Regions from separate parts of the Mus musculus genome. Here region 2 is linked to region 1. The links are chromatin loops, found by intact Hi-C in ENCODE. Cell type or tissue: left cerebral cortex. All regions are shown on one strand. Links, peaks and the distances in the headings refer to the core of each region. The heading gives the core; the rest is flanking DNA. Region 1 overlaps G6pdx (glucose-6-phosphate dehydrogenase X-linked). Region 2 overlaps Zfp185 (zinc finger protein 185).

Region 1 (8,337 bases), core at 142-8,141:
GTTTTTTTTTTTTTTTTTTTTTTTTTTTTTTTGGTTTTTCGAGACAGGGTTTCTCTTTATAGCTCTGGCTGTCCTGGAGCTCACTTTGTAGACCAGGCTGGCCTCGAACTCAGAAATCCACCTGCCTCTGCCTCCCGAGTGCTGGGATTAAAGGCGTGCGCCACCACGCCCGTCGAGGGATATTTCTTACTGGCTTGTTCAGCCTGTTTTCTTATAGAACCCAGGACCATCAGTCAAGGTTGGTACCACCCACAATGGGCTGGGCCCTCCCACATCAATCACTTAAAAATGTCCCACAGGCTTGCCTACAGGCTGATCTTATGAGAGTATTTTCTCAATTGAGGCCGCCTCCTTTCTGGTGACTCTAGCTTGTATCAAGTTAACATAAAACTAGCCAGGACGGGACTATAGTCCAGTAGTTGAGCACTTGCCTAACATGCTTGATTTCCTGAGTTCAGTCACCAGCGCCATACACACACAATGGTTTTTTCAGAATTTTTCATTTAATTTCTTTTGAGGGGTATTGGTTTTTGTTTTTGTTTGTAGACTTGGTTTCTTTGTATAGCCTTAGCTGACCTGGAACTCATTCTGTGGACTAGGCTGGCTATAAACTTAGAGATCCGCCTGCATCTGCCTTCCAAGTACTGAGATTAAAGGCATGTACCACCACTACCTGGCTAATTTTTTTTTAAGATTTATGGTTTTTTATTTATGTGTCTGTCTGCCAGCCAGTCAGCCACATGTGTATGGATACCCACAAAGGCCAGAAGATGTCATTAAATTCCCTGGAACTGAAGTTACAAGCAGTTGTGAGCTGCCTGATATGGATGCTGAAAACCAAACTTGGGACGCTGTACAAAACCAGCAAGTCTCTTAATACTGAGCATCTCTTCAGCCCATTTTTAAATCTTTTAATGTGATTTTCAGTGATTGATTTTGTCATTGCTCTCGCTACCTTTATTCTTTGAGACAGGAACCCTCATTGAACCTGCAGTTCATCTGTACAGCCAGGCCAGCTGACAAATGAGTTACAGGACTATATAGAAAAACTCTGACTCAATAAACAATCAATCAATCAATCGAGTTTTACATCAGCCTTTGTCATCAAGTTGTAGAACTAAAGTTCTCAAAGTGCCCTTAGAAGTATTCCTCTTTATTCTGTCTTCAGGGGAAATTTACTTCAGAGTGGAATTCACTCTTCCTTGACTCTGGTAGAAGCCATTAGCAATGCTTTTCAGGCCAGGAGTTGTCTTTGTACATTGCCACCCCTTAGGTCCATTCCTCCATTATATCCTAGGTTGGATCTTTTTTTTTTTTTAAAGACATTTTTCCATCTTGCTGAATATGGTGGCACACATTTGTAATCCCACTACAAAGAAACAAGAGGGTTGTCTGTAGTTTGAGGCCAGCCAGGACTACATACTGAATTTAAGACCAACCTGGGCCTTTATTCCCAGCACTGGAAGACAGAGGCAGGTAGAGCTCTCTTGAGTTTGAGGCTAGCCTGGTCTACAGAACTTCCAGGATAACCAGAGCTACACAAAGAAAACCAGACTTGGGGATGGAGGGTGGACGGTACCAACATTGGTTACATGGCAAGGCCCTGTCTTAAAAAAATAAAATTAAAAAAATTTTTAATTCTGTGTCTCAGCTAGGCTGTAGTGGCACACACATTTAATCCCAGCACTCCGGAAGCAGAGGCAGGTGGATATCTGTGAGTTTAAGCTCAACCTTGTCTACAGGATGAATTTGAAGACAGCCAGGACTATACAGAGAAACTCTATCTTGAAAAAAATAAACAAAATTCTCTGTCTCATTCTAACTTGTTAGGGTTTTGTTAGGCTGGGTTGGGTTTTGTTTTGGATTTTGGTGGTGGTGGTAGTGTTTGAGATAGGGAAAGGGTCTTATGGTGTATACCTAAGGCTGACTTTGAAGTCCAGATCCTCCTGCTCCAACTACCCAAGTACTGGGATTATAGACCTGTGCCACGAAGCCCAGCTTTTCTTTCTTGTTTTGGTTGTTTAGTTTGGTTTGATGTTTGGGGAAGTTGGTTTTATTTTGGCTTGTTTTTTTTAATAGCTCTTAATTTATTCTTTGAGAATTTCATACATGTATACAATGCATTTAAAGCATATCTACCCTCCATTCTCTCTCTCTCAACCCCTCTGGACAACCTCCCCGATCCCCCACCCAATTTTTATTTTTGTTATAACCCATTAAGTACAATAATTGCTTCCTACATTCTCATGAGCATGGAACCATCATCCACTCCTTGAGCAATTACCAAGGGGCCATGAAGAAAAATTATATTCCCTAGCAGCCACTGATGGGAAGTGGATCTTCCAACAGATCCTTAGCTAGGGGTAGCAGCTTGTGAACTACACACACTCAGCATGCTGGCCAACTTGATCTCATGCAGGCAACTACAGCTACTGTGGCTTCATGTGTACCACAGCCCTGTCATATCAAGAAAATAGCAATTCACAGCTCTCCTCTAGCGCTCTTTTGTTAGTTTTCTACTCTGTTTGTTTTTGTAGGGTGGGGGTGGAAATCAGAACCCTTGCCTACTCCAAAATCACTGAGCATCTTCTCCAGCCCAATTTTTCCATTGAATTTTTTCACTGCTACCTTATTTTTTTTTTAATTCTGATTTAGAAGAGGTGATTTTGAAACAGTATCTCCCTCAATATTGGGAGAATATATTACCACCAAATCTGGCCTTTGTTACAGAGACAAGACTTCATTCTGCATCATCAAACTTTTCCTGCCATTATTTTTCTAACTTTCCAAATTGAATGACCATCTCATTGCCTTCTAGCTCCGGTGACATCTGAGGCCTTACCTCACAGGTTTTGTCTTTCTTTTATGTGCTGCCTTTATCATCCTTAAGCTCTAATGAATTCGATGTCTAGGGTTTCATCTTGAACCCAGCAGTGTCATCTACTCATCTGTATTGGTACAAGGCTGGTAGAGGCTTAAGTCTCAGAGATCCTCTGATATATATGGGGAGGGCATAGTAGATATATTTCTAGCTGAGTGGTAACCCCAAATGAGGACTAAGATCACCACTGGTGGGGAATGATCTAGGTCGTGTCAGCTCTTTCTGACATGTTTCTTCTTCTGCAGGGTGACCTGGCCAAGAAGAAGATCTATCCTACCATCTGGTAGGTAATATTTCTACACTACCCCCCAAAATACTCTCTACCAGGTACAGGCCTTGGCCTTCCCTAGCCAGTCTGAAAACAGCTGTATTGTACCCTCAGGTGGCTGTTCCGGGATGGCCTTCTACCTGAAGATACCTTCATTGTGGGCTATGCCCGCTCACGACTCACAGTGGACGACATCCGAAAGCAGAGTGAGCCCTTCTTTAAAGTGAGTGTGACATTGGATCCTGGAGCCTTGTGCTGCCCTTTCTTCTACTCCACAGCAAGACTAGCTCCAGGCATCCCTTGAGAAGACATGTCCCCATTTCCATCATAAGCAATAGTTCCCTCCTTTCTCATTTGACTTATTAACAGGCAGGGCCACCCAGAACACTCAATCTCTGACACCTCACATCCTTGCTTTCCCTTGCCAACCACACAAAAGTTGTGTCTACTTAATTGTGCCACATTCTTCCTGACCTTTGAACAAAGACAGGAAGAAGGTCCCTTCAACCTCATATCTGTCTCCTAGCTCCACTCTGGCTTCATCCTGCTATGCTCTGGTACCACACTGGATCATGCCAGTAGCTGGATGAAAGGACCCTTCCAAGTACCTCTTTTCTACAGTAATTGCACTATGTTGACATTTTCTCACCACCTATAGTTTACTGTAGTAATTTTGAAGAGACAACCTTCTCCATCATTCTTTTTTCTCAGGTTAGACTTTCCTGAAATCCAGTTTCTACTCTAGGTATGAGGGCCCCAAGGATACATAAAAATGTGCCAGTGATTTGCCCCACCTGCATATATTCCTGCTATGTGCCTTAGCCCTCTGCCTGTGGGTACACAAAGTTACCATGATAAAGTAAACTCCTGTGCTTGTAGAGCAATGACAGGGACTCAAGGAAAACCCGCCTTACCTGTGGAACAAGAAATTGTTGAGAGAGTGAGGGGGGTAGGCACAGAGAGAGAAAGAGATCTTCTATTCCTTTAGGGCAGAACAACTGTAGACTCTTGAGAAAAGTAGAAGTTGACATTCATCTGTGTATCCCCAGGCCACTCCAGAAGAAAGACCTAAGCTGGAGGAGTTCTTTGCCCGTAATTCCTATGTAGCTGGCCAGTATGATGATGCAGCCTCCTATAAGCACCTCAACAGCCACATGAATGCCCTGCACCAGGGGATGCAGGCCAACCGTCTATTCTACCTGGCCTTGCCCCCCACAGTCTATGAAGCAGTCACCAAGAACATTCAAGAGACCTGCATGAGTCAGACGTAAGACCTGTCTTTCTTCACTCCTGTCTGTTTGTTCCTGTTTCTGCTACTCTAAATAGCCCCCAGGTCAAGCCAGTCTATGCAAGTTGAAAAGATGAATGCCCCTAGTGTGTTGTCCATATGGAATAGCATACCCCCCCCCCCAAAAAAAAAGGAACAGGCTATACACACACACTGGGCAGCTTCTACCTTCCAAGGCTCTCACTACAAAATAGTGGCCCCTTGCAACATTTCCCACCAGGACCATAAGATGACAGTGTTGCTCCACAGAACAGATGCTCATTGTGAGAATTCCTTCCCCCACCCCCAATCCTCAGCAGATCCACAAGGTGGCAGTGTTGTTTCATAAGAGAGCACTGCTGACTGCAAACCATCTTTCTCTTCCTCCTGAATTTAGAAAACAAGTTTAGCACTCTGAGTGTCAAAGAAAGAAACCTGGTCTTTTAAAATCTATGGAAATCTGGGCAAGGTGACACATAAATAATTTCAGTATGATGGAGATTGAAGCAAGAGGATTGCTTGGAGTTCAAGGCTAACCTGTAATACAGAGTGAGACTGTCTCAAACCAAAAAAAAAAAAAATTTAGCTGGGTGTAGTGACACACAGTTGTGATTCCAGTACTCAGGAGGCAGGAGGATTATTATGTTGTCAAGGCCAGCCTGGGCTACATACGTACTGAATTTGAAGTCATTCTAGTCTTCATAGTAAGAATATGTCTCAAAAAAACAAATAAAAGCTAGTTTAAAAAATAAGTAAACTCAATTAAAGTCAGTTGCGTTGGGCGATGACGATAGTCCCTGCTACTGAAGGGATGAGGGAGGAGTACCCTTTAACCCAGGAATTCCAGAACAACCTGAGAAACACAATAAGACTTCAAGAACATAAAACCAATGAGGGGAGCCAGACATGATGGCACAGTACCTGTGATCTCAGCTCTTGGGAGCTGGAAACAGGAGAAGCAGCAATTTAAGGTCATTCTTAACTACATAACAAGTTCTTGGCCAACCTTGGATACATGAGACTAATTAAAGTAAAACTAGTAAGGAAGCTGTGTCCTTCTTTCCTGTTGGCTGCTGGGCCACTTCTGACCCTCTAAGGGTCTGGCATTGGGAGGTGGGGAACAAGGCCACCCAAGGTCATGCTACCCTAGCACCAAGGTGGAAAAATCCCTGGAATTGTTCCAGTCCCTACCATGTTGTCAGGGAAGCTTCTAAGATGCTGTCTATTCAGGATAAGGATCAATAGTAGCCAGCAGAGCTTCCCTGAGTCACCTGAGAATACAATAGATGAAAGCCCTGCTCCCTGGTGTGAGGGTCAGAATGACATGGCCATAGGCCTATTCCTGGGAAAGGTTTGGGAAATAACATGATTGGGGGCTCCAAGCAGAGGCTGGAACCGCATCATCGTGGAGAAGCCCTTCGGGAGAGACCTACAGAGCTCCAATCAACTGTCGAACCACATCTCCTCTCTTTTCCGTGAGGACCAGATCTACCGCATTGACCACTACCTGGGCAAAGAGATGGTCCAGAATCTCATGGTGCTGAGGTGCATAGGGGATGGGGTGGAAGGGAACCAGGGCAAGGGTGGCAACATAAGGAACCCCACCTGCCCTGCTGCCCCAAAGTCAAATTCCTCCTAGATGCTGGCCAGGGTACTAAGCTTGGTACTTAGCTCAGATACAGCCACTATACTGTGGAATCCCAAATGTAGCATCCATTCATGAACCCTTCCAAAATGTCTCTCATGCTAGCCTCTAAACGAACCTCCCACAGGTTTGCCAACAGGATCTTTGGCCCCATCTGGAATCGAGACAACATTGCTTGTGTGATCCTCACATTTAAAGAGCCCTTTGGTACTGAGGGTCGTGGGGGCTATTTTGATGAATTTGGGATCATCAGGTAAGAACCCATATCCTACCCCAACTCAGCTCATCTTCACACTATGAGGGCTAGTGTTCAAGTGACCTGTTGGGGGTAGCCATGAAGGGTATAACTCCCATCTAGCCAAACCCCAAAGGGTTAGGATTAGTATCTACTAACTTGTCTTAGGATACTGGGAAGACACTAGGGGTAAGGAACCAAGGTTTTCCAGTTTGTCACTAGGAAGCCTTGTTTGGTAATCCTAGGGCAACTAGAACTTAGTTATCCCCTTGGCCTCACCCTGGAAATGGCACTTGACTAGAGCATCTGCCTCTTCTGCTACTAGGGATGTTATGCAGAACCACCTCCTGCAGATGTTGTGTCTGGTGGCCATGGAAAAGCCTGCCACTACAGGTTCAGATGATGTCCGTGATGAGAAGGTAGGTGGAGGCATGTCCACCAGGTCCCCAGCAGCCATGCCCCATAACAAGTAATTCTATGACAAGGCACTGGGCTCTTGTCCTACATCCTCCCTGTTACCTGCATTGGTTCTCTCCCAGGTCAAAGTGTTGAAGTGTATCTCAGAGGTGGAAACTGACAACGTGGTCCTTGGCCAATATGTGGGGAACCCCAATGGAGAAGGAGAAGCTGCCAATGGATACTTAGATGACCCCACAGTACCCCATGGGTCCACCACTGCCACTTTTGCAGCAGCTGTCCTCTATGTGGAGAATGAACGGTGGGACGGTAGGTGAAATTTCTAGGTTCCAGCAAGGCAGGGTTAAATGTGCCCACAAAGAGACACTTCTTGTTATGATCATGGTATGAATACATGGTATTCAGTAGTAAGGGATGCTGGAGAAGGAGGGCTACCACAAGTGGGAAACGACCCTAGTCATTACTTATTCCACGTGTACACATTCACACATATACACAGACACAGGAGCTCTCTCTCATATACACACAGCACAAGATAGGAAAGCCAGTCCCTGAGGTCATCCCTGCTCTCTAGGGGTACCCTTCATCCTGCGCTGTGGCAAAGCCCTGAATGAACGCAAAGCTGAAGTGAGACTGCAGTTCCGAGACGTGGCAGGTGACATCTTCCACCAACAGTGCAAGCGTAATGAGCTGGTCATCCGTGTGCAGCCCAATGAGGCAGTATACACCAAGATGATGACCAAGAAGCCTGGCATGTTCTTTAACCCTGAGGAGTCGGAGCTGGATCTAACTTATGGCAACAGATACAAGGTTCAACAGGGAGGACCATCTGGGCAAAGCCCTAAGGGAGGCCCTGGGTGGCTGAGTACAGTAGTATCAGCAACATCCCCCTTTCCCAAACCTGCAGAATGTGAAGCTCCCTGATGCCTATGAACGCCTCATCCTGGATGTCTTCTGTGGGAGCCAGATGCACTTTGTCCGGAGGTGAGGGACCCCCAGCCTAACACAGGCAAGAGGGATGGTTTTCTCCCTCTGTCCCTGTGTGCCTCCACTCCATCCTACACTGTATCCCTTCAGTGATGAACTCAGGGAAGCCTGGCGTATCTTCACACCACTGCTGCACAAGATTGATCGAGAAAAGCCCCAGCCCATCCCCTATGTATATGGCAGGTAAGGGAAGGATGGGAGCTAAGAGGGCCAAGCCAAATGAAGCAGGGCAGTGGGAATACCAAGGATAAAGGTCACTCATGTCTCTCCTTTACCTCCCAGCCGCGGCCCCACAGAGGCAGATGAGCTGATGAAGAGAGTGGGCTTCCAGTACGAGGGTACCTACAAGTGGGTGAACCCTCACAAGCTCTGAGCCCTGGAAGTTACACCATCTATACTCTGCCTCTTCTGGCCACCCTTTCTGCATCTTCCCTTTTCACCATCTAACCCTATATTAGGACTATTGACCCCATATTGGAAGGACTTTGGGACCATAGGCCTTAGATACACATTCTAGTTCCTGGGCTTGGACCGCCATTTTGTCCTATGCTGCTGCCACTGCCACCACCAGTAAACCCAGCTACATTCCTCAAATACCAGGCATTTAAAACTCATTGTAGGGTTTCAGGGCCACCAC
Region 2 (8,337 bases), core at 323-8,322, 1.4 Mb after region 1:
GCAGAGGCTGAGGCCTCGCTGTCTCTGTTCATTTGTGTTTCTTATTTCAACTCTATCAAATTAAACTGTTGGTCTATCTATAAAGTGTTTGTGAATGGACTGAACTATCATTATTAACCTATGAATTAAATTGTTGATTTTTAGACAATATAGACAAGAGTTGTTTTAAAGAACTTTTAAAAATAAATCTATTATTTTCAATATCCTTTCTTTCCCACTACCTCTGGTGGATGGTGGGCTAAAAGAGAGGCTAAAGTATTTAAAAACCATCATTAGAGTAAGCCGTAAAAAATGAAAGTTACAGAGTACGGAGGATTGCTGATTTAATCCTAGCCTCTAATGGATTTTATTTATAAATAAAAATTGACAGAATAGAACGGAGAACAATCATACTATAATTTGAGAAAATATTATATAAGCATCCTTGGTGTGAACAGGCCCTGCACTTCTGAGGCTAGGAGTCAGAAGGCTCACACGGTGGGAGGCCTGAGTTGCTCTCAGAAGAGTGGAAGGGGAAACACTATTTCCTACTGCTTTACCCCCTGGTCTTTTGGACTCTCACAGAAAACGTATGACCCTTGTTTCCTCAAACTCCTGCTGTTAGCCTATTTCAGTTGCCACACACGCCTAGGTCAGCACCACAGAGGTCAATTATTGACTCACTGGTGCCTTCTCTGGCCATCCTGGTAGTAGTAACAGTGAAAGAACTCATCCAACTGGCAGCTTTAGTGATGGCAATACTATAATAACCTCATTCATAGCAGGCTCTACTTTTCTCAGACCTTACAACCCCATGAATAGGGTTGTAAAACACCCCATATCCGTAACTCCAACCCACATCAGTTTTCCCACTTCAACTGGTTGGTGGATAACATGGTGCTCTCATTCAAATGACTCCAAGAGACCACCTGCACTCAAATCCTTCTGCTTTTTAGCCTCTCATAGCTGCGAAGAGAAATAGGCTTGTGCTGTAAGTGCCGTAAGTGTTTTTCCTAGATCGTGGCCCCTGACAGCTGCGACGGGGCAGTAAGAAGGTAGTGTGGGCTCTTACATGTTAGTACAGTCCTCGGCTTTGATTTGCTGCTCGGCTCCACTGGGGCTACCCTGTGGCTCTAGGATGCTGAGATCTGCAAGTTGCTGAGAAGCCACAGTTGGGTCACTTTGTCCATCTTGTAGGGTGCCAGGTATTTCCTTGATGATCTTGGGGGCTGCATTGTTCTCCTCACAAGAATCTGGAGTGCTGAGAAAGAATGAATATTGTATATCATATACAGAGAAGAGCAGAGGCTTGACCCTTGCTGACCTCTGGAATCTGAATGTTACTTCCCAAGGGCACTGGGAGACCCATCTCAAGAGGCAAGCAGCCCCCCAATTCCCAGAAAGCAAGCAGTTTTGAAAGTGTCCTAAGTTAAACCACCAACAATTGAGAAGATAAAGAAAATTGGAGAGTTGGGGTCAGGAGGTCTTGCACAAGCTCATGGCTTATGCCAAGCATGTTCCTGGTTTAGAGAAAGAGTTATGTTCCTTCTTCATGCACCAGTCCCTCAGGGATGTATCTATGCACTGGCTTCCAGACTGCTCTTATACCCTCCTCTCACTTGTCATCTATAAACTGACAACCCTCAGGTCTCTAGTCAGTGGTCAGATCTTAACTCAACTCTAACCTAGTGGGCTTCTTGTCACCTAGGTCTCCTACAGGCGCTTCAGAGTCAACATGGCCCAATGACCTTAATATTGTCACATCTGCACAGCATCTCCTCTAACTTCCTCATCCTCAGCTAGTTCCTTTCAACATCCAGCCTGTCACCCCAAACAGAAATATGGAAGCATCCCTGGGTACTACTTTTCCATCACTATTGTCTTTAGTTAAAGTCAGCAACCCTTGCAGCCTTATCAGGTCACTCTCAGTCTGAGCCGCAGGTTCGGTACAAGCCACCTGCCTCGTGCTGCTGTGCACCTCCCTGGCCTGACAGTCCTGCAACTCCTCTTGAACTCCTCTCCTAATTGAAAAGCATCGCTGGTCCTTCAGCTCTTCAGAATATAGTTTGCAGTCACCAGCTCATGAGTAAGTGACTGCTTAGTTTCCTTTCAGGGCTTCCTGGCAAGGGCACCAATTAGCTTTTCTTTCCTATAGTCACTCTAAATTTACACTCACTGTGATGGTTTGTATATGCTCAGCCCAGGGAGTGGCACTAGTAGGAGCTGTGGCCTTGTTGGAGTAGGTGTGTCACTGTGGGTGTGCGCTTTAAGACCCTCATCCTAGCTGCCTGGAAGTCAGTCTTCCACTATCAACCTTCAAATGAAGATGTAGAATTCTCAGTTCCTCTTGCACTGTGCCTGCCTGGATGCTGCCATGCTCCCACCTTGATGATAATGGGCTGAACTTCTGAACCTGTAAGCCAGCCCCAATTAAATGCTGTCCTTATAAGAGTTGCCTTGGTCATGGTGCCTGTTCACAGCAGTAAAACCCTAAGACACTCACCATATACCTCTCTTTGACGGGTCTCTGGTTTCCTCAATCTGCAATGCCTTCATTAGCATGTCGTTTGGGGGAAATCTTCCTTAGCCTTCAAACCTAAGTTCAACCTCACTCCCCCAAACACCACAGAACTTTCTCCTGCATCCGTAGGCTGTTCTTGTAAAAATTTATTTTAAAATGTTTTTGTTGTGTCTCTTATTGTACCTGGTACACTGTGTTATGTTACATAAGGACAATTTAAAACAAGCATTTTGTACACTGAACATATTTCCCCCATATACCTTGACTCTCATTTTACACACACCTCCAACTAATTCCCTTTGTTCCCCTAGATATTTCCATTTCTAATTTTATGTCATTGATTTTATGTACCCTTTAAAATCTCCGAACCACAAATGAGAGCGGAGGTTTGAAAATCTGCCCATACTTCACAGTTACCTTTCGTTACAGTCACAGTATCCATCATTCCCGTGCAGACACACACACACACACACACACACACACACACACACACAAACTGTCTTCACTCTCTCTTTTGCTTTCTTAAGCGTGGTCCTTCCTTGTCTTTTTCATTCCATTTCTCTCTTCCCCACAGTCCGTGTCACTCATGCTCCCTGTCATACTTTGACACCACCACTGGATAAAGAAAAGTAGTCCTCAGCAAACCTAGCAGCTTACCATGTACGCTCTGGGAAACAGACTTGCCTCTTGCCTCATGCACCAAGAAACATGCAGACTTCTTATGTTGATCACAGTCCCATTCCAACATCTCAAACCCGAGAAAGCAGTCAACACCGCCCCAGGACCAGGGTATCAACATTCTGAGCACATTCAGAGAACCCAGGCAGTGGCCTGGAGTAAGAAAAACAAGCTACCGCACTGACATAAACAGCTCGAGCTACATCTGAGGCCATCGAGGAGGGTATGTCTTCCTCAGTTTGTCTGCAATGTCCTCTCAAAGGTGGGGGCCACAGGAAAGACAGTAGAAGGTGTTGCACTCATCTCTCATCACTACTCCTGTCTCTTTATTTTATCATCTTAGAACCTCCCTGCAGTGCTCTGGGAACTCCTGAGGTAAGGACAGAATAAAAACCCATTATCAGTGACTACCATCCCTGGGAGGCTCTAAGCTGGCAGAACAAAAAGAATGTGCGATGGCCATGCTTTTCAGGGACTAGGTTGTAAAACTAATTGAAGTTTTCAGCCTCAGGTAAGAGGATACTAAACTCCTCTGCTGGTTCCAGCTCTGCCAGGAAGTAGTGCTGAGTAAACAGAGGCAAGGTTCTTCAGAAAGAGCCGCTCGGAGGCAGGGCAATATGGGGAAACCCTGGGCCTTGAAGCAGGGCAACTGCAGTTTCAGCTGTAACCTTTATAGGTCATGAAAAAGATATTGGTCAAACCCTCACAGGATGCCTTTCTGTGCACTATAACATCCTGAAGGGAGTATCTTAATTTCTTGCCACTCGGCCTCAGCTACTGCTAAACTGGAGTGGGGAGAGAGAAGGAGGCCCATAGGATGTGATATCTGTTGAATTCTCTGAAGCCTTCACAGACTCTGGTAGCTTAAGGCAACCACTGCCAATTTTTGACCTAACTACATACTGCACAAGAAGACAATGCCACTTTCTACGCAATGTAATCTGCTGCCTGACCACAGTTGCCAGCACTGAGTACATGTCTAACACTCACCTTCGTGTGTCAAATACAAACTAGAAAAAATCCACACTTGCAACACAACAAAGAAGAAAACAATCTAAGTCTTAGATTTAACATGTGATACCAAAACTTTGAAGGAAAAAGGTAAGACGGTGTGCTATCAAATGACTGAATAAACAACAAAAAAAAAAATTGGCAGAACTTTATCTATCTTGAAGGTTTTATAAAGGTAGCATTTGATTACTGAGGCTATGGAGCACTCACAAAAAGGGACCTATCATGACTGCCCTCCGAAGGACCCAACAAGCAGCTGAGTCAGATGCAGATATTTGCACCCAACCAATGGACAGAAGCAGCTGTCCCCTGTTGTTGAATTAGGGAAGGCTGAAAGAAGCTGAGGAGAAGAGCGATCCTGTAGGAGGACCAGCAAGTCTCAATTAATCTGGACCTCCAAGATCTCTCAGACACTGGACCACCAAACAGGCAACATACACCAGCTGATATGAGGCCCCCAACACACATACAGCAGAGAACTTCCAGGTCTGTGTTCATTCAGAGATGATGCACCTAACCCTCAAGAGACTGGAGGCCCCAGGGAGTTTAGAGCTCAGGTGGGGTGGGGTAGAGACATCCACGTGGAGACAGAGTGGGGTGGGGAGGAGGTATGGGATATGGAGCAGTTGGAGGGTGGATGGGGGGAGCAGGGAATGGAACATGGAGTGTAAAAAATAAATTAAAAGTAAAATAAAATAAAATAAAATAAAGAATAAATGTAGCATTTGATAATATTTTGTACACACTCCTCAGTGTCCTGCATGCTTTACATATGTAAACCCATTTAACTCTTTGAACTGTCTATGGTGGAAACTATTTCCATTATTGTTCATGTAAGAGCTGAGTGATCCAAGGGTCCCATAAAGTTACCTTGGGCTTAAATTCAAGCTCAAGAATCCCTGCATTTAGTCCACTTTGCACAATCAAATGAACACTGGGTAAAGCTCCTAAGGCTTCTGACATTTACATTAACTTTGTCACCTGGGTCTGTCCTCAAGCCCATCAACCACTGTTTATCAAAGGAAAGGGGACTATCCTTGGGTTTGGTCACTCCTAAGTAGGCTACTGTAGTCAACCGCCCTCTGACATTACTAGTAGGGGGATGGGTAACGGGAGTGCACTGGCGCAACAGGGACCATTTGTGATCCTCCAGCGCCATCTCGTGGCTGGAGCTAGCACTGCCTCAGGAGGAGCCCCTTAGAAGCTGGTCTCTGGAGCAGCCATTTTGTACTCTCCTTTCATAGCGGGCACCTCAGCCTGAGCTAGCGGCTGCAGGAAATGGCCGCGCGAGTAGGTGTATTCTTACCCTGGAGCTGGCTAGCTTACTCATGCGCATGCGCCCCCTCCCCCCTTCCCTCCCCGCCCCCCCCCCGCAGGAGCGATCCAAATCTGCCTGCGCAACAGAAATCTGCTGCAGTCACGGGTGCATGCGTCCGTATTCGTGGTGCCTGTCTGCGGCAGTCTGACTAGATCTATGCTGACACACTCCTCAGTGTGTGTGTGTTCCCCCAAGTGAACATAAGTTGCTAGAGCAAGGCTTGTCAATATTAATATTAACGTTTTTGTCTGGATAATAATACTGTGTGTGTTGAGAATGAGGCACTAATATCACCTGTCACTATAGGTCGTTTAGCAGCATCCATGATTTTTAGCCTTTAGAAGCCACCCTCGGTTGTGGCAACCCAAAAAATCTTCGGTTACTACTGTATGACGCAAGAGGGTAGGGGTGGGCAGGACAAACCTCTGATTGAGAGCTGCCATCTCCAGTGTATACTGGAGAAGAGAGGAAATTGAAATGCTTAAGAAAAACGCTGGAGACATACCTTCAGGAAATTAAACAAAAATCTCAAGAACTCTTGTTATTAATATTTCCCCAGATGAAGGGCTAGAAAGATGGTTCAGCAGTTAAGAGCAGTGTGTACTCTTTAGAAATCTTAAGTTTTATTACAAGCACCCACATACAGCTAGAAACAATCTCTAACTCTAGTCTCCGAGGATCCACTGTCCTCTCTCTACTGGCCACCACTGACGTGGCAAATGGGTGGTGTGCAAAAACATACATGTGCAGGCAAAACACTTATACATATAATTTTTTTAATTTAAATGGGAAAAAAAACAATCCAAACATAGCCAGTTATTAAACAGTGTCATCAGAAATGTTTGCTTTGATTTTTCAAACGGGTAAATATTAGAGCAATGTTACTATCTGGGCCTGAGCTCTGCAGTAGGGCAGATTTAGAGTTTATTCCTATTTGCTCATCACATGTGTGGACCCAAGTTTTCTCCTCTATCAAATTGCACAATCAGAAATCTTTCTTGGCTTGGGGAATAACACCAGATTAAGTACACCAGCTGGAAGGAGACATTAGCCTTCAAACACATTTCATCAACTAGCTTGCTCAAGTTTCTCAGAAGGTTTCTCCTTGAGGCTGTTCATTAGCTCTCAGCTACCACGGGTATGGTTTTGGATAAATCACTTAACCTGTTTGTTTCCCCATTTACCCATCTCACAGGGTTATTGAGGCAACTGTAAAGTACATAAAAACAACATACTGTAGCTATCATCAGCTATTATTTTCCTCAGTTCTAATCGTTAGTAAAATTTAAAAGAAAAAAAAAGGTGCATAACAAGGCCTGTAGCTTACAGATCCATTTTCCACACCACCTCCCAGCATATGATTTAATGTAAAAGGTGACTGTAGTGTGGTGTTAAAATTCAAATACCTATTCATCTTTAAGTCTATAAACCACAGCCGTTCTTCTTTGGATTAAAACCTGATAAAATTTCATTATATGGAACACGGCCCTGATCCAGTCTCCTCACTCATTAGTCTTCAACTACTCTATGCTTTGGAACATGTTAAATCCTAGGTCCTGATAAGAGATCCTGTCTCACAAAACACGATGTATGGTGCCTAAGGAATGACACTAGAAGTTGATCTCTGGTCTTGACACACATGCGCATACACAAACACACAGACACACATAAACACACACACACACACACACAGGAGCATACCCATGTGAACATACACACAGACATGCATACACATGTACACCCACATATACATACAAAATCAAACTTCAAACTAGTATAAGTGAGATAACTGTAACAGACTGCACTAAATCCTACAAATCTAGAAAGATACTTCATGTTATTTTGCAAATGAGTTTAAGGTTTAGCTTCATGTAAAACAAATGGAAGGATGATGCCAATGAACAGTCCAAAAGAAAGCCACCAGAGCCAGACTAGATCAGATGTCTTCTACAATAGCCAATAGCACTCTGAAACAGTTTGCAGCACTGTGGTACAGGAGAAAGAAAAGGCTGGATAGGGAGTCCCCACTGCCATGCAGAACTATAGGAGCTAGAGACAGGGGTTTCGGCTTAATTTCAAGGAAGTAGAGAGCCATTGAGAAGTTGAAAGAGGGGGATAAACACATTGTGGTTTATTTGGGAAAGATCTTTCTGATGCCTGCAAAGATAGCAAAAAGTTACATTAGTAGCAACTCAAAGAACCGAGTCCCTGGCCTAATGGCCTTTCCCAGACCTCTTCAAAACAGAGATTACCGAGGTGGGGCCTACTTTATCTGTCTCCAGGCACCCGCTGCAACTAGGTAGATTAGTGAGAAAATGAACCTGCTGCTGGGAGAACCAGCTGGGAAAGCACCTAGAAAAGTGTCCTCAAGGGATGGATCCACGTGGGGTGGACTTCAGGAGGTCATGAGGATGGGCTGGCCCTTCAGCAGTTTCAGCTCTCTTCAGACCAACAATAATAATAATAAAAAAAGTGACAGTTCTACCAATTCCAACATGGTTCCAAACTAAAACAGAGGCATCCCTGGAGACAAAGGCTACTTATGCAGATGAGTATGTGGGGAAGGCAGACTTTGTAAGAAGGCAGAGATTCCTCTATTATTAGGTCATTCATTAGTCTGTTATTGTTTTTTGTTTTTCTGCCTTCCCCACACATTCATTGTACCCGAGGCCATTCCTTGCTGAGGGATGGGCCTATAGCTATGAGTTAGGGACTTGGATTTGTTCTGCAGGAATTGGAGAGTCAATGATGGGGGTTCAGTAGTGGCTAAGTCTGGAGAAGAAGAAAATCCAACAAGAAGTAAAACATGCATGGGCAAAGGATGTGGTAC

The links. A loop is a pair of places that touch in the nucleus more often than their neighbours do. Peaks named below come from ENCODE experiments on the same cell type or tissue, not always from the same donor. Only the 100,000 strongest peaks of a DNase experiment are listed, where the experiment ranks them.
Region 2: a loop joins it to region 1, with 3 times the contacts of the local background. A loop is called at or near these places in 5 of 42 quality-filtered maps.

Annotation. Positions count from the first base shown.
Region 1 is chrX:74,409,943-74,418,279 of GRCm38, reverse strand. It overlaps G6pdx (glucose-6-phosphate dehydrogenase X-linked), which reads left to right. Exons shown (of 13, transcript NM_008062.3): 3 at 3,127-3,164; 4 at 3,264-3,372; 5 at 4,199-4,416; 6 at 5,803-5,961; 7 at 6,189-6,314; 8 at 6,622-6,715; 9 at 6,836-7,022; 10 at 7,288-7,523; 11 at 7,621-7,697; 12 at 7,791-7,883; 13 at 7,983-8,337. The coding sequence ends at 8,073. It also overlaps a transcript of Ikbkg not described here. Among named protein-coding and RNA genes, the nearest start is that of G6pdx, 15 kb to the left of the region's middle. In left cerebral cortex, for the core only: a CTCF peak has its summit at 4,725 (motif pointing right); a DNase peak (open chromatin) is centred at 4,728.
Region 2 is chrX:73,005,343-73,013,679 of GRCm38, reverse strand. Zfp185 (zinc finger protein 185) reads right to left here. Exons shown (of 19, transcript NM_009549.3): 13 at 1,052-1,240. Among named protein-coding and RNA genes, the nearest start is that of Mir2137, 17 kb to the right of the region's middle. In left cerebral cortex, for the core only: a CTCF peak has its summit at 5,357 (motif pointing left); DNase peaks (open chromatin) are centred at 4,572, 5,412 and 5,854; H3K4me3 peaks cover 623 bases; H3K27ac peaks cover 615 bases.